Regions from separate parts of the Mus musculus genome. Here region 2 is linked to region 1. The links are chromatin loops, found by intact Hi-C in ENCODE. Cell type or tissue: gastrocnemius. All regions are shown on one strand. Links, peaks and the distances in the headings refer to the core of each region. The heading gives the core; the rest is flanking DNA.

What was found. Hi-C counts contacts between places; a loop is a spot of excess contacts. Peaks named below come from ENCODE experiments on the same cell type or tissue, not always from the same donor. Only the 100,000 strongest peaks of a DNase experiment are listed, where the experiment ranks them.
Region 2: a loop joins it to region 1, with 2.9 times the contacts of the local background. A loop is called at or near these places in 23 of 42 quality-filtered maps.

Annotation. Positions count from the first base shown.
Region 1 is chr8:109,999,579-110,015,100 of GRCm38, forward strand. 1700064F23Rik (a long non-coding RNA gene) reads left to right here and starts at 6,947. Exons shown (of 3, transcript XR_879187.1): 1 at 6,947-7,225; 2 at 7,372-7,513; 3 at 7,831-7,948. It overlaps Tat (tyrosine aminotransferase), which reads left to right. Exons shown (of 12, transcript NM_146214.3): 12 at 1-226. In gastrocnemius, for the core only: a CTCF peak has its summit at 11,507; a DNase peak (open chromatin) is centred at 11,507.
Region 2 is chr8:110,063,624-110,079,145 of GRCm38, forward strand. No RefSeq gene overlaps it. Among named protein-coding and RNA genes, the nearest start is that of Zfp612, 8.3 kb to the right of the region's middle. In gastrocnemius, for the core only: CTCF peaks have their summits at 5,192 and 8,171 (motif pointing left); DNase peaks (open chromatin) are centred at 6,332, 8,170 and 9,102.

The sequences.
Region 1 (15,522 bases), core at 4,393-12,392:
GAGGCCTCTCCAGAGACATTGCTGCGGACCGGAAAGCATCTTCCTCCTCACCTTCTTGTAGAATCATTGCCACTTTTGCTGTCATGTGAATATTGATTTATTAATATTTGTAATATTATCTTTTCATATATTTTCTAAGAAACATTTATATTATAAGATCTTTTATTTTGTCAAGGGTATAAATTATTATTCTCTTTTTTTTTAAATAAAATTTTATCAAGTATGCTTCTCTGTGCCTTCTTCAGGGATCTTGGGCATGGCTCTTTTAGGTGAAGGCCTTCCCTGTGGCAATCTTTAATGAAGCAGCTCTCTGTGATGATCTGTGCTTGGTCATACTGCTTGATTGGGGGGTGGGTGTGGATCCATACACTTTATTTGGGTGACCCAGAGATTAAGTACCTCTTGGGTGAAGGGCGTGAGAATCCCCAGGAAAGGAAGGTCACTGGCTAAAGGCTCAAGGCTATCTAGATACCTCATTAACATGGCGAAGAGGAGTCACTTTATGCTATGTGACTGACTGCCCGTGGTCCTCTCTGTTGGCTGTCGTGGTTACATGTCCAGAGCAGGTACAGAGACGGACGGGGAATGGCTCCACTCTTGCTCTTCTCAAATCTCCGAGATTCCCCAGGGTTTGAGCTTACTCAACCTTACCAGTTCTTCTGCCTGTCTGTTAGCATTGTCCCACACACCCTACCTATGTATCGGATGTCTACGTGTATCTTCAGTACCAGTCACCTACCCTTACCTAACTCCTGTAGCTACTCGGTGGAACTACTTTCATTTGACCTAGGGATAAGAGGTCAGCACTTTGTCTGCAAACCTTCTGTGGTGCAGTTGCCTCTTTACGACTTTCCCTCAACGCTTCTCTTTAGACAAGGGCAGGAGAAATCTTACAAGGTTGGCTGGGGGCTGTACTAGATCATCACCGTCTGGAGATGGCTCACCGAGGCGGGTTTTCTCAATTAGAAGAGGCATTTGGGGTCTCAATCCTGCTGGTCACAACCAAAGAATTATCCTACTTAAAAAAAAAAAAAAGTGCCAAAAGTCCCTTCTAACCTGTGCTTCAGTTCAGTGAGCTGCCAGACATTTTATGCCTTAAATTTCCCTGTCATATCCATAATAAAGGAAGATATAATGATTAAGATGATAAAAACAATCATTTCCTGTGTGCCACCAGAGCGGATCTTTTCCAAAAACGTCTGGCTCCCCTTTTCCTGTCTCCTGCCCCCCAAAATAAACAGGAAGGTGGTACTTTACAAAAGGCTCTTAGCTTCCCCTGCACAGATAATTCCACCTGGCATTACTAACAGAATTCTGCCCAGACCCTGTAACTCTATAGTTTCTCTGGTGTCTACACCAGATGCACAGTCAGACATCTTGGGGGAGGTGACTGGGGTGCAGCTCAGTGGTATGGCACTTGGGTTGTAGGTACAAGAGCCTGGGTTCATCCCTACCATTGTGGTGGGGGTAGGAGAAGTGAGGGGTCGGGGGAAAGTGGAGGTGGGTGGCAAGGGATGTGTGCACACTGGACAAATTCGAAACCACACGTATAAACATCCCGTGCTTTATACAAAGGACCTGTCCTTCAGCCATCCGATTTCTTCTCCGGTGAGGAAATGAGTGTTTAGCTGTCCACACTTCAACAATGTTCTGAGGAGTTGGAAGTGGCTGTGTATGCATAGGTAGGCACAGTTTCCCTGTTAAAAGCCAGATAACTTTACAGTTCTGAGCTCTATCTAGGTCGAAATAGGGGTGACATATATCTGAAGTGGTCATCAAGTCCTGGGTGACTCTAAAAACTCTTCCCTGTCCCTAAGCTTAACTTTCCAGAAAAACGCTTTTCTATCATTGTCTGAGTCTCCGAATAAAAGCTGGAGACAAGGGCTGTAAGCTGTGGATTCACCTTGCTAGGTCTGAGCTCAGCCTACCCGCTGGCAGGCCTGTTCGATTAGACGGCACAGTATTCATACTTCACACAGGTTCTAAACGCCCTAGCAACTGCACATGCGCAGATGAACGACCCCCCCCCCCCCATTGGGGCTCGGCTAAGGGCCACAAAAGGTGCAGGTGAGCAAATTTTGACAGCAGCTCCGCTTTTTCTCCATTTTGTTACACCTTCAGTTTGAACTTACCCCCGCCCCCCACCCCTTGCCTTGTGTGAGATTCTCTTCCTCGTGTGTGCCTTCAGATTCCAAGCACTTGACAAATCATCTCTGGGCATCATAAAAACCTGCTGAGCGTCCCCAGGTCTAGGTCAGCCCCGGCAGCTGAGGAACAGAGTAGGTGGTGTCAAAAATATGGTCCTTTGGAACGTTTCTCCAAAGAATCGCGCCCTTCGCGGTCCTGCATTCCTGCTGCTGGAAAAACGAATCGGCTCCAATGGTCTTGTCATAGGTGAAACTGGACAGGAGTGTAGAGACAAGGGGAGACTTGAACCAGCAATGTGTTGACTGTGATGGAGAGCAGCCAGCGTGAAATAAAGAGAACTTTAATTTTTATAGACGTGGTAGTGAAGGAAACAGGTTGGGAGCAACAAGAGGGGGCCTCCACAGAGTGAAGAAGAAAAAGTAGGGGGAAAAAAAGGAAAGATGTTGACTCACATGAAATGTACCCGGGTGTGTTGTTAAATGGTACGTGGGGAATTTAGGGGCTGGTTGCTCTCCAAGTTTCCAGTGGAGGCTGGGAGACAGGACGCTGGCGTCAGACATTGTCTGGAGCAAACGGTAAATTCTTTGGGCAGCTAGGGAGGAGGTGAGTTTGGTTGGTTGAACACAACTGTGTTCCTGCTTGGTTCAAGTCTTGTTGAAGCCATTAATAGTTGAGAAAGGGCTCAGAGAACCCTGGCAAGAGTTTGGTTAAGGAGAGACTCTGTCAGCTCCATGCCTTCTGGACACCACTGAGGACTGATTGTAAGTACCGGTACTCTACAGTTGAATAGTCTCACGGGGTACTCTTACTGACTATAAACAATCTAAATACACTTGCAAACACATCACTGTAAGAGTGTGAGGTTAGACTCCAGCCTCTGCTCAGGTCACACATCTGCTGCAGCCTCCTCGGCCCCTTTCACAGATACACACAGGCACCCTCCTGAGACCTGACCTGCACGTTCCCACCCAGAGCCCAGTGCCTGGGTACCTCACCTGGGAAGAGGCTTTAACATCAAAGAGAGTCCTGGCTTGTGGGACACATCCTTCTACCCATGGGCAGGGGTTGGAAGAATTAATATTAAGATGTTCATAGGATCCAAAAGGAGCTACACATTCAGAGTACCCTCATCCAAATCATACTGACTTGTTTTAGTATAAAAAGTCATTTCACTCTTAAAGCATTCGCACAAATGTGCACCCCAGCACTGTAGCCAAAAGGGAGGGGGGACAACTCAGATTTCCACTAATGGAACTACAATAAAAGTATGTAATAGTATAGTATTTAAAAGTACAAGGGGGCACCTGGAGAGATGGCTCAGCAGTTAAGAAGAGCACTGGTTGCGTTTCCAGCAGAGCCCAGTTCAATTCCTAGCACCTACGTGGCAGCTCACAACCACCTGTAATTCCAGAGGATCCAGCGCCCTCTGCTGGCCTCCACGGGCACCGCTTACCTATATGTGGTTCATGGAAATACACGGAGGCAAAGACACTTCTATGTATATTTAAAAATTAAAGTAAATCTTTAAAAAAAATTCACAGCGGAAAGGAATAAAGTAGCAACACATGCCTCAGTATTGTTGGACCTCGAGAATATTAGGCCGAGTGAAAGACAAGCAAAAATAACGTGTGTGTGTGTGTGTGTGTGTGTGTGTGTGTGTGTGTGTGATTTTGCTGATAGCAAATAGCTAGGAGGCAAACTCGCGGAGCCCAAAGCATGATCCGCTGGCTGCCTGAGGCTGGGAGTGAGGGTCAGGGTAGGAAATGGAGTGTTTGCCGGTGTATACAGAATGTGTGTCGGGGTGAGGGGTGTGAACTAAATTGATCATGGCGCTGCTTGCAGAACCCTTAAAATACTAAGAACACACTGTTAGGTGAGCTATATGGTAAGAGGCTACATCTCCACGACACTTTCAAAAAAAGGCAGAAGGGAGCGAGAACTTTGGAAGCCCAACTGGAATATGTGTTGGCATTTAAAGGAAGTTCATGCTGGTTTTTTGTTTGTTTGTTTGTTTGGTTTTGGTTTTTCGAGACAGGGTTTCTCTGTGTAGCCCTGGCTGTCCTGGAACTCACTTTGTAGACCAGGCTGGCCTCGAACTCAGAAATCCGCCTGCCTCTGCCTCCGGAGTGCTGGGATTAAAGGCGTGCACTAGCACGCCTGACTCACGCTGCTTTTAATTAGCTTTGCTTTGAGACAAAGTCTTCCTGTGCTCTTCAGGGTGGCCTCAAACTTCGGATCCTCACCATGCTGAGCTCCCAGGTCCCCACCACCATGCCCAGGTAGAAAAGTCCAACATTCAAAGGAAAAGAAAAAAGAACAAAACCAAAAACCAAAACTCTGCAAAATAACCAGTTTCCATTTATACACTCACAATGGAACTCTTGAGGAGAGTGAGACATTATTTCACTGGTTGCTCTTCCAGGGAACTCAGGTTCAATTCCTAACACCCACATGGCAGCTCACAACCGTCTGTAATTGCTTTAGCATTCTGAAAGGGAAAACACTTTATCTCTCTTAAAGAAAAAGATACGCGTATTTTATGTGTGTGCATGGGAGGCGGCATACATGACGTGGTACAAGTCAGAGGACGCTGGCAGGAGTCTGCTCTTTCCGTCCACCCTGTGAGATGCTGGGTTCAAGTCAGGAGCCCAGGTGTGGGGGAAGGTGCTTTCACCTGCAGAGCCACCTGGAAGGCCTGGTTTTTTTTTTGAAGGCCACGCTTACAGGAATTGGTTTGGGAAGAACAGGATGTAGTGACCTTGCTATCACTGGCTCATCTCAGGGTACAAAGGGCTTATTTTTTTCCTAACTCAGGCATTTCATAATGGAAGCAGGGCAAATGTCAACTGGGCTTCAACACTTCAGCTCTCTCATTAGACAGTTCTAGAAAAACAAGTGGGACTTCTGTTAGAGCGGGATGAACGTGTATGCCAGATGAGTTTGCTGTCTTTGGATCTTGAATTGTTCACTCTGAAACATAAATAAAACCGAAAACGAGAATGCAATCCACACTAATGTGCTAACTCATTTCAGGATTCCAGCGCTTTGCCATATTGGTCCTTTCTTCTTTTCCTCCTGTTTTCTTTGCTGAGGTATTATAAAGCAATTCCCAGACATCATCTTTCTCTCCAGACATTTCAGTAAATATCTAAAACTATTATTTCTAGGCAGGCATGATAGTGATTACCTGAAAGCACCTAGAAGGATAAGGCAGGAGGATGGCTGTGAACTAGGTGGCTAACCTGAGCTATGTAGTGAGTTCAAGTCAGCCTGGGATACACAGCAAAATCTTATGTAGACAAACACACACACACACACACACACACACACACACACACACACACACAAGCCACCAAACCTAGTTTTCCCTTCCTTCCTTCTTTCTGTCCATCCATCCATCTGTCTGTCCGTCCATCCGTCCTTCCTTTTTCCTCTTTCTGTGTGTGCATGTGGGTGCCAGAAGACAGCCTTGGGCACTCTTTCTCAGACACTGTTCATCTTACTTTCCAAGGCAGGGCCTCGCATTGGCCAGGAACTCACCAAGAAAGCTAGGCAGGTGAAAGGCTCTGCCTCCCCAAGTGCTAGGATTACAATAATTGCCACAGTACCTGATGCTTTAAAAAATGGGTTCTGAGGATTATGTGTGTGTGGTGTGTGGTGTGTGGTGTGTGGTGTGTGGTGTGTGGTGTGTGTGTGTGCGTGTGCGTGTGTGTGAGCAAGTGCATCCCACATCTCTGTGGGTACCCCTGGAGGCAAGAAGAGGGCATCAGATCCCGGGAAGCTGGAGTTTCAGGAAGCATGCATGTCTGAAATGGGTGCTAGACATTTAACTGAGGTCCTGTGCTCTGAGCCACTGAGTCGTCTCTCCAGTCCTGTGTTTGTTCTGATACAAGATCTTACTCGGTAGCTTAGGCTGACTTTGAACTCACAGAAGTTCTCCTGCCTCTGGTCGGGATTATGGATGTAAACCATCACTCATGGCCGAGAGTTCTCTTTTGAGCCCATCTTGTCATTCAAGGTTAACCTTTGGATGGGATTGGATTTATTCAGGCTTTTAAACTCCTAACTTTACCTGGGTCTAAGCTTTCTTTCCTAGGGCTGAACTGCACACCAGTTGGCTACTGCAATATTTCAATCATAATTTTATTCTTGTTTCTGTTCCTTGAGAGATTATCTTTCTGCTCTTTGAGACTGCTTGCAAATCTGAAAATACTTGCTGGTTATTTTTTTTTTTTATTCCAAGCGGGGCAGTGGTAGCACACGCCTTTAATCCCAGCACTTGGGAAGCAGAGGCAGGCAGATTTCTGAGTCGAGGACAGCCTGGTCTACAGAGTGAGTTACAGGGCTACACAGAGAAACTCTGTCTCAAAAAAAAAAAGAAGAAGAAAAAGAAGGAGGAGGAGGAGGAGGAGGAGGAGGAGGAGGAGGAGGAGAAAGAAGAAGAAGAAGAAGAAGAAGAAGAAGAAGAAGAAGAAGAAGAAGAAGAAGAAGAAGAAGAAGAAGAAGAAGAAGAAATTTTTTTCTTACATCTATTTATGTGTGGTGGTGGGAGGGGAGTGGTGCACATAGGGAGGCCAGAGGACAACGCGTGAGAACTAGTTCTCTCCTTCCACCGGTGGGTCTCAGGCATCGAACCCGGTTATCAGGCATGGCGGTGGGCATCTTTGCCCACGGGTCCAGTCGTTGGCTTGGATCTGGCTTTCCTAGCTGGGTGTTTTGAATCTTAGAGGGTGTCAGGTTATTTGCTTTGCTGTGTTGCCATGGAAACCCCACAGCCTGCTGCTCCCTTTCTCTACCCCAGAATCTCCAGCCATGCAGGTGACATTTAATGTTCTGACTGCACCGCTGTGGCAGTCAGCTTGACACTGCGTAGATTCTGACTGACCTTCTTCCAGGGCCCCCCTCCCTGCTCTAAGTCCCCTCCTTTGAAACGCTTTATGACCTTTCTCTAGTCTGTCTTTCATTTTCTTTGGGCCTTAACACGTGGGAGACTGCAATATCTCTCAGCACACCCTCATAGGCCAGCATCCTAACCTCATAGCCTGTCTCCTGTTGTGAACATACGGAGCTATGGCGGGTGAGGTGGTCAGACTCCTCACCCAATCCCTCCACTACTCATTTCAGCGTTTCCATAGCAACTGCTGTGTTTGCCTGAAGAAACACTTGAGTCCCAGGGGTTCTGCCTCATCCACAGGCTGACGCCTCTCAAATGTTTATCTCCAGGCTAGACCGCTCTCCTGAATTTCTGACCTGCACAGCTGACTCTCCCCCCAGTCCTCCACATGGAGATTTCAGAAAGCATCACCAGGCTATGGCTTTTGAGGTTCTACTCACAATGGAGCCGCCCACGTCCAGTCTTCTTCCGGTGAACCCTCCCCTTCTCAGTGATTGGCCAGCACCCCCCCCCCCCCACTCCTCCCTGTTTCCAAGTCAAGCCTCCCAAATATCCCTTAGATCCGGCCCCTCCTTCCCTGTTCACCAATGTCCGAGTTCTCCACACCCTCTTAACTGGCTTCACCATATCTGGCCCATCTACCTTTAACCTCGGGATAATCTGAACAAAAACCACAGTGATGTAAAACTCAAACCCAACTGTGTTAGGTTTCTAATGTCCTTATTAATTTCCGGTTGGTGTTGGGGACATGCAGAGGATAGAGCCAGCTCTCTCCTTCTACCATGCAGGTTCCAGGGGCCGAACTCAAGTCACCCATCAACTATGACAGCGAACTTTGTTGCCCGCTGCGCCACCTCACGGGCCTGCTTCACTTACTCTTAAGGGCAGGGTGTTCTGGTTAAATTTTTGTGAAACACAAAACTCATTGGACACAAACCTAGACACATTTGGGGAGGGACGGTCTCAGGCAAGGGTGACCCATGGGACATGTTTGTGGGCATTTTCATATATATATATATATATTAAGATTTATTAATTTTATTTTATGTGTATGAATGTCTCGCCTGAATGTATGTAAATGTAAAATAACCCACATGAATGATTGTTTCTTCAGGAGTCAGAAGAGGGTGTTGGGTCCCCTAGAACCAGAGTCACAGATCGTTGAGAGCCACCATGTGGAGAAGTGAGCCAGGGTCCTCTATAAAAACATCATGTGCTTTTTAAAATACAGGGTTTCTCTCTGTGTAGCCCTGGTTGTCTTAGAACTCTCTATGTAGTCCACGCTGGCTTTGAACTCACAGAGACCCGCCTGTCTCTGCCTCACAAGGGCTGGATTAAAGGTGTGCACCACTGTGATCCAAAACAAAGTGCTCTTGATTGCCGAGCCATCTCTTAAGGTTGATGTGGGAAAGGTCAACCCACTGTGGTGGCGTCACCCTGGCCAGGGGTCCTGGGTGGTGTAAGGAAGCCAGCTGTGCAAACGGCAAACAGTAGAGAACAATCGAGGAAGCGGAAGTCCTCCACGCTGGCTGCCTCTGCTCCTGCGTGAGTCCTGTCCAGACTTTACTGAGTGATGGACAGTGATTGGAACACGTAAGCCTTTGCTTCCCATTGCTTTCGATCATGGTTCTTAAACACAGAAGATAGCAAACCAGGACAGAGTCTCTCACTGAGCCCGGAGCTCGGGATTCAGCTAGGCTGTCTTGCCAGCGAGCCCCAAGCATCCTCCCTCGCTACGACTGGGATCACAGTCAGTCACAGCACTGGGCCTGCCGTTTTACATGGGTGGGGTGCTGGCTCGGGCCCTGCTTCCCGCCGCCTACCCCCATCTCCCATCCCGTTCTTTTTTTTTTTTTTTTTTTTTTTTTTTTTTTTTTTTTTTTTTAGTTTTTCGAGAGTGTCCTGGAATTCACTCTGTAGACCAGGCTGGCCTCGAACTCAGAAATTCACCTGCCTCTGCCTCCCAAGTGCAAGTGCTGGGATTAAAGGCGTGTGCCACCACGCCTGGCTTCCCCACCCCGTTCTTATCTTGCATCACGCACCTGTTGGCACTTGGAACCTTCTTACTGTAAGGCCTTGCTTCTTCCGAGACTCTCCCCTCTGTCTACGTATTTAATATCTCTTATTTACTCTTTGGACCGCAGCTCGGGGGAAACCTGCCGCCGCCCTTCAGCTTCCATCAGTTCCCTCCCCCTCGTTGCCTTTTTATCTCGTTTGGTAATTACAAAGATGGGACTGACTCCAGGAGTTACTGAGCCTCTGTTTCCTCCACCAGAGTGTGGAGTCTATGGCTGTGCTGTTTTGTCTTTATCTCCTGGCACTTTGTGTTGAATAAATGAATGAGCGCTGAGACCAGGAGACTAGTAAGGGGCCCCTTTACCACCCCGGGTCACTGCTGCACTCTGGGGATGCTGTGGGGCTCAGCCCTGCCTCTTGCTTCCTGTGGATGTGACGGAGGAAGGGGCACACAGCACAATGGGCTCTGGAGGCAGGCAGACCCGGGCTGCCACCACTGCGGCTGCTGGCTGACTGTGATGCCTAGGCAAGTCCCCTTTCTTTGAACATCAGTTTCCGGCTCTCTAACAGAGGATCCATACTTCCCTCTGATTAGTTTTGGGGCAGGAGAGATGACTCAGCAGTTTTTTTAAAAATTTATTTTATTTTATTATTTCTTTTAATGCGTTTGCAGAGAACCTGAGTTTGGTTCCAAGCACCCACACAGGTAGGGTGGCTCATAATTTCCATTAACACTAACTTCTGAGGATCTGATACCTCCGGCCTCTGTGGGCTCCTGCACACACGTGCACATCACCACACACAGACACACCTTAAAGAGGGTTTTTTTTTCCTTTTGCCACAGTTAATATTTTCTAAAATACTATTTGTGAATATCATTGAATATATAATTTATCAAAAATTTGAATTATCTCCACACTAATTCTCTGTGTGTGTTCATACGTATGAGGTGCACTGTGTGGGTGGGTAAATGGGAGTGTGCATGCATGGGGAAGTTGTGAGTGGGGGCATGCATGTGAGGGGGTGCACATGTATGTGTGGATGTATATGTGTAAGTGGGCATATGTGTGTATACATGTGCACGTCATGAGTAGGTGCATGTGTGCGTGTGTGTATATACAAGTTTCTGTGTGGGGTGCACATGTGTGCCCGTGGGTGCATGTGTGTATATGTGGAAGTTGGAGGTCAGTCAGCTTTGCACGGTGTCCCCCAGAGACCACCTGTTAGCATTCTGCCTAAGCTCCGCCCCACAGTTACCTGGCAACAGCCAGGTGTGCCTGACTCACTATAAATGGTGCTGCTTGCCCCCTCCTCGCTCTCTTGCTCCTCTCTTGATCTTCCCTTCCTGCTCCCACCCTCTCCCCATTCCCTCCCCGCCTCTCCACGTGCTCATGGCTGCCCTCTTCTACTTCTACTTCTCTTCTCTTCTCTTCTCTTCTCTTCTCTTCTCTTCTCTTCTCTTCTCTTCTCTTCTCTTCTCCTCTTCTCTTCTCTCTTCTCCTCCTCTTCCTTTTCCTCCTCCTCCTCTTCCTTCTCCTTCTCTTCTTTTTCCTCCTCTTTCTCTTCCCCCCTCTCTGCCTTTCTCTGCCTCTACCACCCTCTTAACTCCCTTCCCCATGCCCTGAATAAACTCTGTTCTATACTATACGGTCAGTTGGTCTGTTGGTTGTGTGGCTGGTCCCTCAGGGGAAAGGATGCCTCAACTTGGGCCCATGGAGGCACCCCTTTCCCCCATACCTGATTACACCTCCATAGACCATACCTCCCACTCTCTTTATGTTTTTATAAACACATCACCACCCATTTTGGTTCCTACAGGATCCTTCACAGGTTAGAGATTGCTGGGGTCCCCCTTGCCTGCCAGTACTGGCCTTACAAATGAGTGCAACCATATGCAACATCTTTGCACAGGTGCTAGGGTCACACTCAGGTCCTTAAGCAGCAAGCACATCGCCCACTGAGCCCTCCACAGCTCCATGACAACCATTTTAGCCTTTCTTGGGAACCAGATTTCACGATTTATATTTAAATATCATAGCTCCATAGTCTTGCTTAAGTTAAAATTCACCTGACTACTGAAACTGCACCTTTAGTTTGTTCTAGGGATCGAATTTACAGCTTGTCACTCTAGGCAGGGGCTCTACCACTGAGTGGCATCCCCAGTCCTCTTTTTTACTTGTGATTGACACAGGGTGTCACTGGCTAGCTTGGCCAAACTTGAACTCACTCCGTAGCCTAAACGGGTTTTGAACTTAAGCCCCAGCCTCCCAAGTAGGTAGGCAGCTAGCCTGCTCCAGAAGGCCAGGCTCCCATTTCGTCTTTCATGGTGTTGACAGTTTTGAAGAATCCAGACTAGTCTGTCCCAAGTCCCATAGTTGATTCTTGTCCCTGATAAGATTGGTGGGACATGTTAGAAAGAGGCCAATGGTCACGAGATGCACTTCCTAATGCGTCCATCAGGGGGCGAACAGTGCCAGTAGTCCCATATTGATGTTGCTAAATTCAGTCCCTTGGTTAAGATGGAGTCACCAAAACTCAGATTCTGGGAGTTTGGCATGTTGGGTGGCTGTAAGGAATATAATTAACAATAATAATAAATTTAATGATATATAATATAATAAAATAAATATAGATTAATATATTACATTCCTTATATAAGATATGTATATATTATACACACATACATATACTATATATATAATATAATATATATAATCTCCATTATTATCCATCTCCACCCTCTCCATCAAAAACGTCCACCCCTGCCTCCTTGTCATACTCTCTAGGGTAGCCATGTCCTAAGAGGTCTCATGATCTCTCTTCCTGCCATGCCCTCACACACACGTCATAGAACATGGGCCTATTTGCAACACACTGAGTCCAGCTGTGGTTCAAAGGAGCCCAGGTCTCAACAATGCTGTAGCAATGAGCCTGCTCACCAGCTGCTGCCCCCTGTTCAGGTCTCCCCCAGCTACCAGAGTGAGACGCTCTAATTAATAACAACCTGGAAGCCAGGGGACACCAGTGCACAATGGTGGCGATGGCAGTGTTGACGTCTCTGAGAGCTGTGTCACCAGAGCACAACAGGCAGTAAGCCAGGTGTTTGTCACAGTAAGGTCGCATTTCACCATCTGGCTGTCTGTCTCAAGGCAAGGATTAGTGATGTCTGCTACGTGGGCCAGTTCTCAGCAGAGAAGACAGGGGGATGGCCAGAGAGAAGTAGGTGAAAAAGGAGGGTACCAGGTTGCTCTGGAACTCTGTCAGACTAACATTCGGGGTTCCGTCAAATGTAAAGAGAAGCGTCAATAGAAGATGCGACCCCATAAGGAGATAATCAGTATAGACTGATTTCTCAGTATTGTGACCTCTATAAGAGATGTCGTAAGTGACCTACCATCTACCGTGGAGGGGCAATCAGAGTGCTCTAGGGAGGTGTGGGTGGTGAGGATGGCGTTGAAAGGATCATCTAGAACTGTAAAATATGGGAGTCAGGCTAAGTGGAGAACTCCATCACAGACATTCTGTCACCAAGGAGGTAAATCCACAGCTATTCTCTCCCTGAAGCTGCAGAAAGTCAAAGATGCCCTGAAGACCTGCACCATGGTCTGAGAGAGAGAGAGAGAGACAGGGAGAGAGAGAGGGAGAGAGAGAGAGAGAGAGAGAGAGAGAGAGAGAGAGAGAGAGAGAGACCATGGTCTTCTTGCCTGTGGTAGGGTGCCCACACGTTATCAGCAGCATCTTACTTGCCTGTGAGACACTCTAGACAGAAGAGCTGGTGTAGTGTCAGTAGGAGCTTCATTATTGGTGATGGATCCCAGGTCTACAAATGCTACCTGGGTCACATGCTTGCTAGCATCCGTCTATGCTGGGGCTGTTTCAAACCCATAGAGGATGTACAGACTAGGCAAGAGAGGACTTGGACCGAGAGGTACAGGTCACACACTCTGGCACTGAGATACCTCAGGCCACCTTTATTTAGACATTTATTTTTTTGACAGCTGAAAGGTTTTTCATCCACTTTCTCATTGTCAAGCATACAATCTCTTTTAAGAAACACTTCTTACATGTAACAATAATGTGCACACTCAGCTTTTTCCTTCCTTCTCCTTCTCAATCTCTGTGATTTTCTGCTAACCCATAAACTGTACCAAGAAAGAAGAAACATACTTCAGCAAGCAGTTACTATCTAACCCAGCACAGTGGTACTACTAACCAAGTGACCGTGGTCGGTATTAATTTTGGTTACAGTATAGAGAGATGATAGACCACATACCCAGGAAATTCTGATTTAATTATTAGCACCAAGCATCTCCCCATAGCCTAGCCAGAAGATCTCATTCTTCTAATGCCCAAGGTTTTCAGCAAATTAGTGACTGGAGTCAGCAACTCGTCCTTGCTTGGCTCACCTCTGAAAGTCAGAACTAAGTTCCCATCAAGAGAACATCTGACGTTAGCTGATGTACCCAGACCAGGGCCTTGTGTTGACTCAACCACATCACCATCATTAACAATCAGAGGAGTAGTGATCTGTTCCACTCCCATGATGCTCAGCGACAAACAAGACCTGTCACAGGTAAAGTGAAGGTAAAGACTTCCACTAGCAGCCAGGAATGCAAACGCAAGGCAAAGGTGAAAGAAGTGTCAGACCTCCTCCATCTTGGGACAGGTCTCCATCTAAAAAAAAAAGCCCGAGAACTTGACCTGCAGCTGAACCCAAGCTGCACCCAGGTACCAAAGGACGCCACTGCTTGTCCTTGGCCAGAGGTACTCCATAGCTTCTTCCTAGTAACAGTTAATCAAAGTTGAGTTTAATTGTTTCAGATGTACTTTCTGACCCTTTGTGATTTGTTGCGCTTACCTCGTCCGGCAAGGAAAAACGCAACACGGTTGGATTCTTCTCAACAGCTTTATTCCTGGAACGCCTCGATGCTACGGGAACCCCGGGAACCCAGGGAGGAGTGCTTATATACACCCCAGCACTGGGGAGAGCTATGTGTCCTCCTGGGATTGGCACTTTAATTTGTATGCACCTGCTCGGGAGGGGTTGGCGCCAGATTCGGGCTAGCGCCTGCGCAGTGGCGTTGTTTACGGCGACGGTATACTGGAGGCCGGTGCCATCTTTTAGGCGCCGGCTGCCTACCGTCTTACTTCAGAGCACCCACCTGTTGACTTATAGTCATCCTAGGAGATGCTTGCCAGACTGGACAACCCTCCCTCCCTCCTCCCCTCCCTTCCTCAATTGCTCCCATTTTCTCTAAAACCTTGTCCTGCTGAGAGTTCAGGCTGCTTCACCCCCCACCCCTCCGTGGATCATCAGTGAGTAAGCCCAAACTCGAGTTTATAATAAAGATACCCTAATGTGATTACATCGAAAATGACTCCTTGGTGGTCTTCTGGGGTTCACGAACGCTTCCTGGCACAACAGTGTGCCCTCAGGAAAGGCCAGGTGATTCTGTATGCATATCCCCACAGGTCCTTGCCATGTGGAGAGCAGCCTGTATTACACTCACGTGCCTTTCCCAGGAGAGGTTTGCTCACCTCCACATCTACCTGAAGGAGTTCTCTCTCCAAATGGTCTCGTCCTTTGCGCCTAGGCATGGGGTTGAGTGCCGTGTTCCAAGGATGTAGCTTCTGGCAGGCATTGCCAGTCTTGACACCAGTCTGGCCAGTGTGGACAAAGATGTGTTCATGGATGGTATCAGCTGGTTAGAAGGCAAAGACAACAGAAGCAGACATAGGGTCCTGGTTCCCGACCCCAACAAGTGAAGAGTCAAGGTAACTGACACACTCAAGATTTTAAAATTCATGCCGGGCGGTGGTGGCACATGCCGTTAATCCCAGCACTTGGGAGGCAGAGGCAAAATGTGATGTTTGTTCTAATTTCTGATTTTTCCTGTATAATCAACAATCTTGGTGTCTAAGTGGACACAAGGAAAACGGTACCCTGGAAATGGTACCCTGGTTTTGGTGGTACCCCCACCTCCCTGATATTGGATTCATTAGGCAGAGAGGCATGATGAGAAGTGTAGGGTCTGAGCCTGCACAAAAGCAGCCCAGTGACTTGTCACTTTAATAAGCATCTGAGATGAGCACTTAGCGGTCACACTGCTTAAGAAGGGAGCTCTCCTGAGAATCGAGAATAATGGCTCTTAATTGCCATGCCACAGCGTGGTAGCAAGTTTAAAATCAAGGGATTCACATGGTGTGGTGGTGCATTCAGGAGGCAGATGGATTTCTGTGAGTTTGAGCCCAGCCTGATCTACATGGTGAGACACTGTTTAAAACAACAACAACAACACAACAGCAGCAGCAGCAGCAACAACAACAGCAACGACAGCAATAACAACCACCACAGAAACAGCTGCACCATCACCACCACCAACAACTGCAACAACAACTTCAGTCCTGGGATCTTACAGTTTCTTCTGGCTCCCTCAGGCACTGTGTGCAGGTGGTGCACAGAC
Region 2 (15,522 bases), core at 3,590-11,589, 63 kb after region 1:
GATTGAGTATATTTAGAAGATAGACATAACAGTTTTATTTCAATGTCTATCTTTATAACTACTTTTATGTTAGTAGTGTTAAATATTAGCTAAAATAATAAAAACTTTCTTTTGTAGATGTTTCATGTACTATTAAATGAGCCGCTGTTTCAAAGAATACTGTTCAGTGGTATCTCACACATTCATCATGCTGTTCAGCCATCTATTTCTTTCCAAGATGTTTTTACCACCCTGACAGGACACTCTGTACCCATTAAGTATTCTCTCTCCGTTTTCTCTTTCCCATGCGGCCCCTCCGGGAAACACTGGGCTGACTCCCATCCCTAAAGACTTACTTTTAAATGATTATACATTTGTGGATCTGTATGGGTGTGCATTCACATGACTTCAGGTGCCTCCCAGAGGCCTGAAGCGGGTGTTAGATCTCCTGGAGCTAGAGTTACAGGTGATTTTGAGCCCCCTCCGATGGTTGGGAACTAAACGTAGGTACTTAGTGAGAACAGAAATCAAGCTCTCAAGCACTGAGACATCTCTCCAGCCATGCCGCCTTAATTTCTGTGGGGTTTACTTATTTTAGACCCTTTTTAAAAAAATGGAAGGTAACACACGAACGGGAGCCATTTGTGCCTGGCTTCTCCCACTTCCCACGTTTGCAAGGTTCCCAGGAATGGCTTTGTTTGACTGTGGTTAATGATCCTCCTAAACTGCAGCAGGAAGGCCAACTCACAAGGCGAGCAATAAGCCACAGAACTTTCATTGGAGGAGATACCATGCACGTTGGGAGACACCTTGGCTGGATTACAAAGAACAGCCGACTAGTCTCTTTTCAAACACCTTCAACTCCCAACCCAGTCTCGAATGGAGAACTCCCCAGCTCAAAACTCAGTGACGCAGGGTGGAAGTTAGCCATGTACTGGAGTTTTCTCTGGCAACAGGCGTTAGCATGGACTCTCAAAGCTTGGCTGCGTGTTAAAATCACCTGGAACAGCTTTTTAAAAATGCTGCGCCCAGGCTGGATTCACATCTAATGAGATGGAGCTTGGGGCAGCTTTTTTTTTTTTTAAACCGGTAACTATTGACATTGGGGTCTGTGTAAGTCAGCTGTCCTACGCTCAGAGGGATACTTACCAACATCTTGGAGTCTAGATACCATCAGATGCCAGGAACACTGGCTCTCAGCCATGGCTAAAGGCTTTCCAAGGGTGTGTGTGTGTGTGTGTAAATCACCCGGCTGAGAGTTTAGTGCTCTCTGGGTAGAATGCAATCATCATAGTTTTGAAGAGCTTCGCAGAGGGTTCCGATGCAGCCAGCTTGAGAACCAGCGTTCCAACGGCGTTTCCTTCGGGCAGCGGATCTTGTAGAAAGTCTCCAGCATTTTAGAGTTGTTTTTACAAAGCGTCATTTAACAGACTAGGCAGCGTGGAAAGGTCCTGGACCGGGTGAGCACTTCCCATCGTACTTCAGTCACCCGTTGTTCCTTTAGATCGTGGAAACTGGAAATCAGACTGTGAACAACTTCAGAGGCCAGCAAACAGATGGAGCCTGTCACTTGCCAAGTGTCTAGCATCTTTGTGATGAGCAAGGGACTTGAGCTAATGAGAGGTCTAAGCAAGGTGGATGATGCCAAGGCATATGAAGTTGATAGACTATGACCTCGCTTGGTGGTGTCACATGGGTCAAACCCCTGTGCTGGAGGATCTCTGTACATGCCTTTAGCAGACATTGAAGTCAGATAATAATAGTAATGGTAATAATGGTAATGATAATAATAATAAATTTAAATATATGATTGTGTCATGACTTGGATAGGAAATGGACTCCAGGGCTCATGTAGTTGGGCACCTGCCCTTCCAGATGGTGATGCTGTTGTGAGGGGAACGAAGGGCCTCTGTGGATCCTGGAGCTGAGTCTCTGAGGATGATAGTTTGATTCGCTTCCTTCCCCGGCTTCTCTGCATCTACCCCCTGCTTCCTGATTTGCCAAGCTGTGAGGAAGGAGCCTTGCCAGCATGCTCTCTCTGGCTTGCCTTCATCACCACAGCAGACTGTACTCCTTGTAGGGTAGCCATGATGAATAAGTTTGTATTAAGAATAAAGCTCATGGTTGGCCCTGCCACTTACCTGCATGAGGTGGCCGTGTGCAGGGGAGATGCCCTTTATCCCTTCACCTTTGAGGCAGTTGGGAGAGTGGACCCTGCACCTCACATGGGCAACACAGTAGAGCTGGTCTTTATGGTGAAGGTAGAGGTGAGCCAGCCCCAAGGGTATGAGAGCAGGAGAGCTAGCTGGGACAGTGCTGGAGAACTCGACCTGGTGGCGCATGTGCAAGAGAGCTGACGGGCTGACCATCTCAGCTACTACCCAGGCCTACATCCAGGGCTTTTGAGTTGGTCCATCCTAACATCTATCTCATCTAGGAACTGCTGGAGAGTGGAAAAGGGCCAGTTTTGCAGATCCAAAGCTTCAGGGTCTCCATGACACACAGGGCAAGAACAGCGTAACTGAGAGGAGTCCTGGTGAGGATCTGGTATTGATAGTGTAGCAGAAGCCAGAGACCTTGAACCAGACCAATGACTCAGCACAATGAACGTTTGCAAGTAAAGCTGTGTGGGCAAAAGGGTGACACTGTGGGACAAACTGTGTGACTTTCATGGCAAATGTCTTCTATGCTTTGTTTTTATTTTATTTATTTTTTTAATTTTCTTTTGGGCGGGGGTTGCCAGGGCAGAGGGTGGATATAAAGGAATATGGAGATGAGTGGGATCGCAATGCATGATGTGAAACTCACAAAGAATCAATAAAAAGTTAAAAAAAAAACCCAACCAAGACTAGAGTTCATAGTAGGCTTTGAGGGAGGATGCCTGTAACCCTAGGACTCTGGAAGTGAGTCAAGAGGTTGAGGAGTTCAAGGCCAGCCTCAGCTATATAGTGAGTCAGGGACACACTGTCTCAAAAAAAAAAAAAAAAAGTATGCAGATGGAAGTTGGTTTGTTTTGTTCTCTGCTAGTCCAAACTCACTGGTAGTTTGCATCCTAAGAAGTATCCAGCCTCTTAGATGTTAGCTTTAGATTGACAATAGGAAAGATTAGCAGTAGAAAGAACAACATCTTCTCATCCTGAGACCTAAACCTTCAGGTTAGTAGAAAACTAGTTGGACTTTCTCAATCTAGCTGACATCACTGTACACCATAAAAGTAACTGCTTCCCAGAGGCACCGATCAGAGCTGGAGGGCCATTAACTCTCCCACTGTCCCCTCCCCCCATGACATAATACAGTCTGATTCCACAATGACAAGACTTGTTACAATGCAAGAAAATCCCCCAAGGGAACAAATAAAATAACTACACCCAGTAAGTGAGACCACATCTGCTCACATTATTAAAGACCTGGGCCATACGTACAGATTTGAGCTACACTGCAAAAGACCCAAAATCAAACATGTAAGACAAGTAGAACAGGAATTTACAGCTCACAATCTAGATGTGCTCGTGGGGGAGGTGGAGGGGAAAGGTCTCAGGAATGAACCCAGAGTCAAAGCGTGGCTTAGAACCCCACGGAGGGGCACTCAAATGCCGCTGGCAAAAATCACGAAGATAACTTATTACTATTTCAAGGGGAAAACCTGGAGAGAAAAACAGAAGCTGAAATTCATGCTGATAATCTGAATCCAGACGCTGAGAATGTGAGCACAAGGTGCTCATGGGATTGAAGCCATCCGTGGAGAATCCTACACAAAACTTAGAAAACACTGCCCAGGAAGGTGAGAGAGAGAAGGGAGCCTGCTGCTCCTCCAGAGGGCCAGAGTTCAGTTCCCAGCATTCATGTTGAACAACTCACAACCACCTAGAAACACTCTAGGGGATCTAGTGCCGCCTTCTGGCCTCCACAGGCACTTGCACACACAGGCACATACACACAGAGCCGTATGCAAAGACACAGAATAAATGTTTTTTTAAAAAAAACATACCATCCAAACTCTTGCGTGCACCGGACTCGACCAGCAAGAACGACGCTGCAACAGGATCCTTCTGCACACGTTTATTGGGAGAGCTTGATTGCAGAGGCGAAAAGACTTCGAGCCCAGAACTGGTGCTGCTTTTATAGGCCTAGGAGAGGCGTGTCTCATACCCGGATTGGTTATGCACTAAGCCTCATTTGCATGTTCCTCATCTGATTGGCTACTCTCTCTTAGTACCTTACAGAACCTCATTATCATATCTCATTTGCATGTCTCACATCCGATTGGTTATACTCTCGGTACCTTACAGAACCTCATTATCATGCCTGGGCCAGGCAGTGTTTTTGCAAAAAATGTTCCTGCATATGTACACATTGGTTGTTTGTCCAATCTTATGCGTGGTGGCCAGCAGTAGTCAGTGCCACTCAGCAACGGCACATGTGGCTTCCCACACCAAACAAATCCAACTTAAGGGATCTGCTCACTCTGGTGCAACCGCAGCGAGGCCAGTTATAGGTTGAACTGCCCTTTCTGCTACCACAGGTCCCAGAGACCTCTAGATAACACTGTAGCCATTTTTGCTCAAGCTCAAACAGGAATCACCTCCTTTGTGACTCGGTGTCCAAGGAAGATGCTATGATGGGCACAAACACAATCTTCATTTATTTGCCTGTGAGGTTAGCTGTGTTTGGTTGCAAATACTTCTCCTCTGGCTATAGAAGCAGGAGGTTTGTTTCATTCCCACACTGTCCCCTCTCCTCCCTCCCCCATGTTAGGCCTAATGCATGGCTTCTTTCAAGCAGGCCAAACAAGAAAAACAGAGCCTGATCGACAAGGAGCAGGCTGAACAATGAGCTGCAGAAACGGAAAAGCAGCAGAAGTGGTAAGCCTGAGATGGAGTCGGCTGTTACACATTGTTAGAAAGATACAATGAAAGGGAAGGAGCAAGAAGGCGGTTTGGATCAGAAAGATACAATGAAAGGGAAGGAGCAAGGAGGTGGTATGGATCACGTGAAAGGGGCCGGAAGCAGTTTACTTCAGCGCTAACAGACAGGAACTTATTGTTAGCTTTTTGAGACAGGGTCTCTTTGCTGGGACCTGGGGCTCACTAATGAAGTGAGGATATCTGACCATGAAATTCTTGGGATCACCCAGTCTCTGCTTCTCAACACTCACACAACAAGCACACACACTATCATCATACCCAGCGAGTGACCTCAGTCTTTTGTGATAGCTGTAATGCTAGAGGGCGCTGCCTGCCGCTGATACCTTCTGCCTGTGGCTGTCCACTCACTGCTATCAAAGTCTACGAAACACAGCAAGTTGGCAAAAATTAGCATTTGAGATTTCTATTTGAACAGAGCTGAAGGCCTAGCTGGCCAACTGGCCTCAGGTAAAAAGTGAAAATGAAATGTACAAGACTAGGATTTCAAAATGTAGTGGATTAAATAAGAGTGACTACCAGCGCGTGATGATCAGGGAGTGGCACTCCTTGAGAAGCACTAGGAGGTGTGGCCTTGTTGGAGGAGTTGTGTCACAGGGGTGGGGGTGGGGTGGGGGGATGGGCTTTGAGGTTTCAAAAGCTCAAGCCAAATCCAGTGTCACTTTCTCTTTCTGCTGTCTGTGGGTCCAGATGTAGAATTCTCAGCTGCTTCTCTAGAATCATGACTGTCTGCAGGCCTCCATGCTCTCTGCTGTGTTGATAATAGACTAACCCTCTGAAACTGTAATTGAGGCCCAATCAAGTGTTTTCTTTTGTAAGGGTTTCCTTGGTCATGGTGTCTCTTCACAGCAATAGGACAGTGACTAAGACACAACAAATCGAGGCTAGGGGTTTAGCTCAGTTTGCAGAGTGGTCACCAAGTATGCGTGAGCTGCATCATCAGTCCCCAGCAGTGTATAAACTGGGGACATGCCTGTAGTTTCTGAATCCCAGAGGTGGATGCAGGAGGATTCATTCCATGTTACCCTTGGTTACATAGCTCTGAGGGTCTCTGTGCCACCACAGCCAGTAGAGAAATGATCTGAGCCAGAAGGTAGCTTGGCTCAACATGACTAAGTGGTTGGAGTTGGTTCAAACTTTGGGAGTCTGAATGTGAGTGGTTTGTTTTAGTCATATTTAAGCACAACACAATTTGGTGAAAACTTTCATGGTGATAACTCAATTCCACATGCACATCAAAGCTTAAGACAAAATATCTACCTCTTACGTTAGTCAAAGAGACATAAAGACTCTGTAAAGTACCTGTGACATTCCCCGTAGGGATGGGTTCAACAGATTGAAAACCTCATAACGAGGCTCTGGGGAAGGATCCAGGATGGTCTTGGTCACACAGCGCAAAGATCACTAGGCTATTAACCACATCTGCTGCCAGCTTTCTGGGTGGATAGCAGGTCAGACATCTGTTCCTTGGAAGGAACAACATTTTGTGTTTGACATTCCTGCTTCCCATATCTGTGAGCACAGGGACCTTCAGACTTCCCACATCCCACACATAGCAAGTTCAAGACCAGCCTGGGATACATGGGAACTTAGCCACCATTTCTGAAGAGCTTTAGATGAAAAAAATTTAGCTTTTTGAGTTGTAAAAAAAAAATCCACTTCCAAATTAACTTTAGAAAAATAACTGTCAATTTTATAAGGACTTACTAAAAACTATTTTGACATCTAACTAAAATCTCAAGTTAACCAAAGGCTTAAACATAAAAAAATGAGGTGAGATAGTACTAGAAGAGTTATCTTCTCTTTCTGATAAATGTGCTCTTCCATCTTCCCCTGTGGGTTGGAGCAAAGGCATACACTGCTCTTGCAGAGGACCTGAGTTCACTTCCCCAGCACCCATGTTAGGTAGTTCACAGCTGCCCATAACTCCAGCCCCAGGCCATCCAGTGCCTCTGCACACAACAGGGACCTGCATTCACACGCATGTTACCACCACACACAGTACACACATGATTAAAAAAAAAAAAACCCTAACTATGTGAAATCCTCTACAATGACTGGAAAGATGCTCAGTAGGTCAAGGTGCTTGCCGCTTAATCTGACTGCCTGAGTTTGATCTCCAGGGTCTCCACGGTGCTTGGGGTAAACCTACTCCCAGGGATTGCTAACTGGCGTGCTGGGCCACTGATATACTCTTGTAGAAATCACTGACAATATTGTCTTTTCGTCGGACAGGTTCAAGACTGATCATTGACACCTCTCTTCTCCCTGGAGAGAGGCTACCTCCATCTTTCCTACTTCTCCCACCCCACATTTAGGGTTATTCCTTTTGTAGGACTTTGCGTGCAGATTTCTCCCAGGTGGAGTTTCTGTGTATAAGCTTGTTGTGGCTTTTTTTTTTCAGTCTGCTTCCCATCTGACACAACAGTTCCTGGCCCTGGGTCTTAGCCTGTAATCCAGGTTTCTTAGACATTACTATGCACCAAGGGTCACCTGGAGGGCTCTTGCAAATTCCTTTCTCACAAGTTTCTAACAAGAATCACCGAATTTAGTGTTGAGTCACTCAAGATATTAAAAAAAAAAAAAGACTTTCCAGGGCTTGTCATCAGCTGGACAGAAGATATAGTCAGTGTAGTATTACATCAGAGCTGGTGAGTGTCTGCAGGTACCAGAGAGGTGTTGCTAAGGTAAAGGGGAGTTGGATTCCAGGAATATTTAAGTGCTGTTATCAACGATTTGAGTAGTGATGTTGGTCTTAAGTGGACAGTGACAGGGAATTGGGCTGAAACTGACTCTGTTAGCAGAGACCAGGATATACTTGTCTCTGCCCAGTTGGTCAGATGAATGAAAAAGAAACAGTTTGTAGGAGAGCTGAATGAGAAGGAAGGTCTGCTATGCTGCATCAACCAAGCCCAAGGCAGTGAGGAGGCGAAGAGCCCATGAGTGGGAGGGTCCGAGGATGCCCTTGTCATACTCACATAGCTGACCAGGCACCAGAGCCTGAGGAACGACTAGACTCTAATCCAGATGCTAGAGCTTATGAGAAGATGGAGTTGTGATGCCTTAAAAGGTAGGAAAGGGTCACTCTTACAAAAATTTGAGGTTTGATACGCAGAAGTTACTGTAGATTGTCGGGAGGTATAAAAGATAGGCTACCCTAGGAACTATCCTGCCTCAACCATCAAATTCTAGGCAAGTCCTTTCTCAGGAAGATAATCAAGAAAGCAGAATGTACCGCTCCAGCCTCATAGGTCGTGTGCGCCCTCTGCTGGGCGTCCTTAAACACAAGCAGCATGGCCCTTTGGTGTCGGGTGGAGGGTTGGATCAAGTTGATCAGATGAACTTTGACCACAGTGCACATGCTATTGTATGTATATGGGGCAGAGTGAGCATGTATGTGTCATGGCTTTGCTCCCACCTGCAGCAGCAAAGTGGGAGGCAGGGAGTGTCTAAACGGATTGAGGCCTATCGTCCCCTGTAAGGACAGCAGTGAAAGATGAGAGTGGTATTTATGGAATCAAAGAGGTTTCATTCTAGAAGGCTAACTAATGAGAAGGTTTGGTCTGAAGTGGCAGTACATTTTTTTTTCCTGGTGGAAGCTCTCTTGGCAGTGAGAAAAGTTCTAGATGCTTAGTCAATGGACAGTCAGTTAATGACAAATGTCCAGTTTCCATTGATGACACCAAACAACCCAACAAGCACAAACTGCAGAGTCTTGAATGGCTTGGCTCTTCCTTTTCAGACTGTTGTTTACCAGCCCGACTGCATGTCTGGATTTTTTGTTTGTTTGTTTGTTTGTTTTGTTTTTTGTTTTTTGTCTACCCTGACCTGCCTTCTGAGGTCCTGGACCCATTCACTTACCCTCAAAGTAAAAAAAAAAACCTAAACAACATCAGAGGAGTCTTAGGTAACCTGGATGCTGAAATTAAGCCAATCTTACACTGTATATATAAGAGGATGGCTTTAAGTGTGTTGCAATGCATGCTGGATAATTTTACATAAACTTGATACCAACTAGAGTTATCTGAAAGAGGGAACCTCAACTGAGAAAAATGCCTCCAGAAGATCAGGTTGTAGGTGAGTCTGTAGAGCATTTTCTTTAGTAGCTATTGATGGGGGAGGGGAGGACCCAGCCCATTGTGGGTGGGGCCACCCATGGGCTGGTGGTTCTGAGTTCTATAAGAAAGCAGGCTGAGCAAGCCAGTAAGCAGTCACCCCTCCATGGCCCCTGGATCAGCTCCAGGCCTCTAAGGTCCCTGCACTGTTGAGTTCCTTCCCAGACTTCCTTCAGTGCCATGGAAGTGTAAGCCAAATAAACCCTTTCTTACCCACTCTGCTTTTGGTCCTGGTGTTTTATCACAGCAATAGTAACCAGAACCGAGACACAATGTCAATTTTTAGGAATATAGAGCTGTTTTGTGGGCTGTCATTCATTTCCAGAATTAAATAAGGAAGGGTGACCACATAGGCAGAATCAGAACAGCGTGTTCTCGGCAGGGCCGAGGTTCAGGGTTAGAGAGTCTGACAACTAGACATTGCGGTCATCACGATTTTTGTGTAGTTCAGTCATCTTCAGGAGCCCCCCTGTGGACCTGCGGCTGAGACCCACGCAGTAGGCAGTCATGTGGCATTTAAGGGTCTTGCTTTAAGTACCGTTGTAACTTCCTTTCTCTCTGTCTTGCCATAACTAAGTGCCCTTAACCTTTAGGGGCATCTTCAGGGTGTGGAATTTTAAAATGCAAGCGCTCACCCATTGCTTCTGCCTTTCTTCAGTCTGTTATTTTGTTTCATGACCCTGAGTCTTAATGATTCCATGGCTAGCACTTAAAGCATAGGCCCTCTTCCACATAATCTGTGTAAGTTCTGTATCATTTGGCTTAGAGGTAGCATATGTTCAAAAGTCTTTAGAATATACAAGGAAGACTAGACCATGGAAGCCACACTGTTCAAACGCCTGAGCCAAGGAAAGCTTGGGAGGCAATGCGATGTGTCCACTGAGGTTCTGTTCTTCTCTGCTTTGGTGGTAATTAGTATATCCATCTTAGTGATAGAACCTAATGAGGAAACCCCCACTCAATTCCCAATCCGGCGTGCACCCAAAGAATCATGAATAGACCGCCCTGATGTAATTACATGAGGTCGTTTAATGACGGAGCTCCAGACTGACATGCATCCACACAGGAGATAACAGATGTCGGCCACGAGGCTCGAAAGCTAGGGGTTATTATGGGGTAAGGGGCTTAGGGGTGTGGAATTCAGCATAGCGACACACTATTGGCTTATTCAAACACCAGGCTGGCCTTGAATTCACAATCCTCCTGTCTTGGCTTCCTGAGTGTTGAGCAGATATGTTCCACTCTGCATGCCCAGCAATAAATTTGTCTTTGGTGTCATCTTTAGAGGGAAACAGAGACTATCTGCTACTCTGATAAGGTAAGGACTGGGCATTCTCCCAGCCAGGGGAGGAGGAGAGAGAGGAACTGAGGATTAACCATATGGAGAGAGTTCCAGAGACACCAGGAGTAAAACATCTGGATTAGAGAAAGCCAGATAAGTACTAAAATGCACATTTCTCGGGGATCTGGGCTAGGAGGGACATGGATTAGTTTAGAGGATTAAAATAGAGCAATACTGCTCAGTTGTTGTGCCCTTGAAGCTTGATAAATATATATATAACAATCAAGTCTCAATTATTTGGGAGCTGGCTGGGTTAAGAAGAAAACAAAAAATACATATTAAAAAGCCATTAACATGGAATCTGAGACTCAGAATCTGTGGGACTAAGAGCTGGTACTCTTGTAGTATTCTGAAGGAGTCTCATACCTGGAGTATTGCGTCAAGAAAGATATCCAGGGCCCATAGTAGATACATGGGAGAAGGAAGTTACTAGGCTGTACCCATGAGAAAGAAGGTATGCTGTGCTCACTTAGCGACCAGCTCGTTTCATCATCCTACCATCTTGTTGTTTGGATAACTTTCAACTGCTATCATGTCAGAAATCAACCATAGTGTCTGTCTGTCTGTTTGTCTGTCTTCCCTGTGGTTAAATAATAATCTGAGTTAGATGTCTGTTAGGAAGTTTCTGAGGAGCTAGGCAGAACATGCACCCGAAGCAGTCAGGCGTGGCAACCTCTTCCCCTCGTTACGTCAACGCTATTTCTGTAATGAACTGTAGTGTAACTTCAGAATCCAGCGCCATTACTTTAGGCGAACCAATAGGCTATAGTTCTATATAAATCCATCCTGTCACTTCATTTTTACAGTTAAATGAATGCATACCAGAAAGGGTAATTAATGCTCGCCCAAAGCCTCATAGATGGTCAGTGGCCAGGCCAGGACCTGTGTACTGGCCATTTCCTCTTCTCTGTATTTCTTTTCTGAGTAGCGAGTCCTGCTGTGTCCCCAAACTCACCACCTTTGCTCTCATTACCTAATTTCTTCACCATGTGTTGTATGCCTAGAAGTCTAATTTGGGTCTCTCTCTCTCTCTCTCTCTCTCTCTCTCTCTCTCTCTCTCTCTCTCTCTCTCTCTCTCTCTCCCCTCAGTAGTCTACCAGGCTATGTTTTCACTTTAATTTCTTGAATTATGAACCACTAGTACAGGTAGGTGTTATTGTTATAAGCTTCATACTCAGTGATATAAACTATGATTATGTTTTTTAATTTAATGTTTTTATGCAATGTAGTTTGAGCATGTTTTCCTCCCTAACTCTTCCCAGATTCTTCCCCCGACCCCCAGCTTCCCTCCACCCCCTACATTGTTAAGGGATAGTCCTACTGTGATCCCAATGCTTAGGCAAGGACCAAAGCATCTTTATTATCTTTCTTTGTTCACAAGATGCTTATCCTAATTCATCTTCTCACGGGTCCAGGCATCTCAGGGGTGCCTGTGTAAGAGGGGCATCTCAGGGTCCAGGCATCTCAGGGGCGCCTGTGTAAGAGGGGCATCTCAGGGTCCAGGCATCTCAGGGGTGCCTGTGTGAGATAGGCATCTCAGGGGTGCCTGTGTAAGAGAGCCATTACAGTTTCTGCTTCTTGTGTTCTAGCCTTCTGAATATTACAATTCAGCTTCCTCATATGACAAGACAAACATCTACGTCTCACATCCTTTTGGCTCCTTAAACCAAACCAACCCCCCCATCAGGATTTAGTTCCGTATTTATTCTTCACTATGTGGTTGTACTTCCCTGCTCAATAAGTCCTTAGAATGAAGTTGTGTGTTCTAACGTCTCCTTAACTCCTAGGTGATAATTTGCATCAATCACTTCATTATATAATGATTTTAGTCTTAAAATCATTATTGCAAGATATTAACCTAGACACATTACTCTCTTTAACTTAATTCTTCTCTCTGGAATATATTTCCATTTCTAAACTTTCAATTCATGTGTGTTCCTAAATTTTAGATGCACCTCATACCTGTCTAACATTTTCCCACTGGTCATCTTCAGAACCATTTTCAGAAATTCCAAAAATCAGTCCAGTTGGATTTTGTTTGATATGACATTGACTGTATACAACCAATCAAGAATACCTTTCCTACCAAAGTGATTTTTACACCCATCCTTTTAAGCTTCTTTGTTTGGTTAATTCTGAGTAGTTACACACACACACACACACACACACACACACACACACACACACACACACCTTAAACACTTATTATTAAGCTTACTCTTTATTCAGCCTTACTTTGTATATGACCTTGCCAGCCCTGGTGTATATTTTTCCACATACTAGGTTGAATAATTCAGTAAATTAACACTATCAAGAAGAACAGGAGAAAGATGTAGTGATGTAGCCCTAAAATCCTAGCACTCAATAAGCCATGACAGGAAGGAAGATCATGGGTTCAAAGCCAGCCTGAAGTACATGGTTAGACTAAGCACTGAGTGTGTATGACAAAACTTTTTCTGGAAGATGCAACACACACAGCTACTTACCTCACATAGGAAACCCATGATACACCAAAGTATTGATACCACCCAAGTCCAATTTGGTGAGCCATTGAGTTCTATTAGGGTTACTTATGGAAGATGGGTGTGACAGTTTGTATGTGCTTGGCTCAAGGAGTGTTAGGGGATGTGACCTTGTTGGAGTAGGTGTGTCATTGTGAGTGTGGGCTTAAGACCCTCATCCTAGCTGGCTGGAAGTCTGCCTTCCACTAGCAGCCTTCAGATGAAGATGTAGAACTCTCATTTCTGCCTGCACCATGCCTGCCTGGACTCTGCCATGCTCCTGGCTTGATGATAATGGACTGAACCTCTGAACCAGTAAGCCAGACACAATTAAATGTTGTCCTTATAAGAGTTGCCTTGGTCATGGTGCCTGTCCATCATGGAGGCCAGTTTCCTATCTGAATGAGAGAAGCCACAGGTAGTGGCCATTCTGGAAAACAGTGAGAACTGAGGTCAGTGCAACCCTCGGTAACACAGAAATGAAAGGAGGTTGTATCCAGATGTTGGGCTGGAGGTTTGGAGGTCATGTTAACCAATGCTTCTTATTTCTCTTTTTCCAGCTTGACTTTGTCTCCAGTTGAGGAGAACAATGTTGAATTAAGGATGTGCATGCTCACACCCTGTCTTTTGCTGGTGTTTTCAAAGAAAAAAAAAATAACAAGAGTGTGATCCAAAATGGTGAATGCTCTTTTGACAGAGTTCTGAGTGAAACGCGGGATGGTTTTCCTCTTCATAATGCTGGAGTCAGATTCCTGGAATTACTACATGTTAAAATGTGTGAACATGCATGTGTGAGTCCTAGATTCCGGTCAAGATTTTCACTTACATGAATGACACACTAACAAGTCTTCTTCTGTAATATATGTATGTGCATGTATGATCCCTGCTTTTTGGAACTACCAGAAAAGACAAATAGTTATGTAACTATGAACACTAACTAAGCAAAAATGTGCCAAAAGCTGAGAAGTACAGGGTGCTGTAATGGCATATAAGTGGGGGCTCCCACCTTGTTCTGGGTGGTTGGAGAAGGCTCACTTTCTGTGAGGAGTGGGATTTTAGCTGATGTTTCCTGTAACAGGAAGGGTAGGACTGGTAAGGAGAAAGCATTCTGTGCTTGTGTGCAAGTGCAGGAAGAGCAAAGAAAATGGGTGTGGTGAGAGCCAGGAGGGTACAGCAGGATGGGGACGAGCCAAGCTGGAAGGAAGAAAGAACTGTGTTACCAGAGTCAGGAAGGGGGTTCATTTTCAATGCTTGAGAATTTCATACACACATGTAGTGGTTTTGACAACCTCCATTCCCTCTCCTCTATCCAATCCCCTCCCCCTCCTATCTCTTTCCCTCCAACTTCATGAGTTCTTGTTAGAACTCACTGAGTCCTCTTAGTGCTGCTAGTCCTGGAGCATGGGTAGGCTCAGAGGGACCACATCCCATTCCCTGAAGAAAATAGACTCCCCTTTCCCAAGCAGCCGTCAATTCTCAATAGCTCCTCAGTGAGGAGTGGGGTTTTGGGAGCATGTCCAGGAAGGAGAATTTGTAAAGAGGGTCCAACCCAGTAGCTTTTAGTACTGTCTAATGTCCCCCAGGGTTCATTCTGGGACTTTGTGTGGGGTAAGTTTTGTTTTGTTTTTTTGTTTTTTTTTTAACCTTTGATGGTGATGGTGAGGGGTAGCATTGTGGGTGAAAGTCAGAAGTGCCACAAAGCCGACGATGTAAGACAGTCTTGGCTACAGAGGAAGACTTGCTAGTGTGTGACTAGTCATTTATGTAAGTGAAAACCTTGGCCAGAATCTAGGACTCAGACAACGCGTGTAGCAATTCCAGGAATCTGACTCCAGCATCATGAAGAGAAAAACCATTCTGTGTTTCACTCAGAACTCTGTCAAAAGAGCATTCACCGTTTTAGATCATGCTCTTGTGATTTTTGGAAACACCAGCGAAAGACAGGAGCTCTGTGGCTCTGACATCCGAATTCCATGTGGGACAATGGCAAATATGTATGCCATTAGACCAAAGTAGTGTTGTTACTATAAATCATTTTCATGTATCCTCTACTATGTATTACTTGTGGGTCTCTAGGCAGTGCCAATTTTCAGTTCCCGAACAGAAGTCATGTCTACAGAGACTGACTCATTGAACTATAGTGCTGTTGAGATATTGGAATGCTACAGGTGCCAAGGCTAGCTAATTATCTTATTTTGGGCCAGTGTTACCACTTTGAATAACCATTTCTTGCTTATTTTTCTGTAAGAACTAACATCCTGTAATATAGATTAAACACCTGTTGGGATCTTGTAACAGGCCATTGACTTCCACCAACACAAAAGCCAAGAAGGTTATCATATAGCATCCATCTGAAATATAGAAAGGCGACCCCTATCTTGCTGTACCGACCTCTCTGATGCACCCAACCAATATATCTTTTTTTTTTTTTTTCTTCTTTTTTCTTTTCGAGACAGGGTTTCTCTGTGCAGCCCTGGCTGTCCTGGAACTCACTCTGTAGACCAGGCTGGCCTCGAACTCAGAAATCTGCCTGCCTCTGCCTCCCAAGTGCTGGGATTAAAGGCGTGCGTCACCACCGCCCGGCCCAACCAATATATCTTAAACTTTGATTTAGGACTTTTTTGATCTGTAAAACTATAAAACTGCTTCCGCGTTGGAACGTG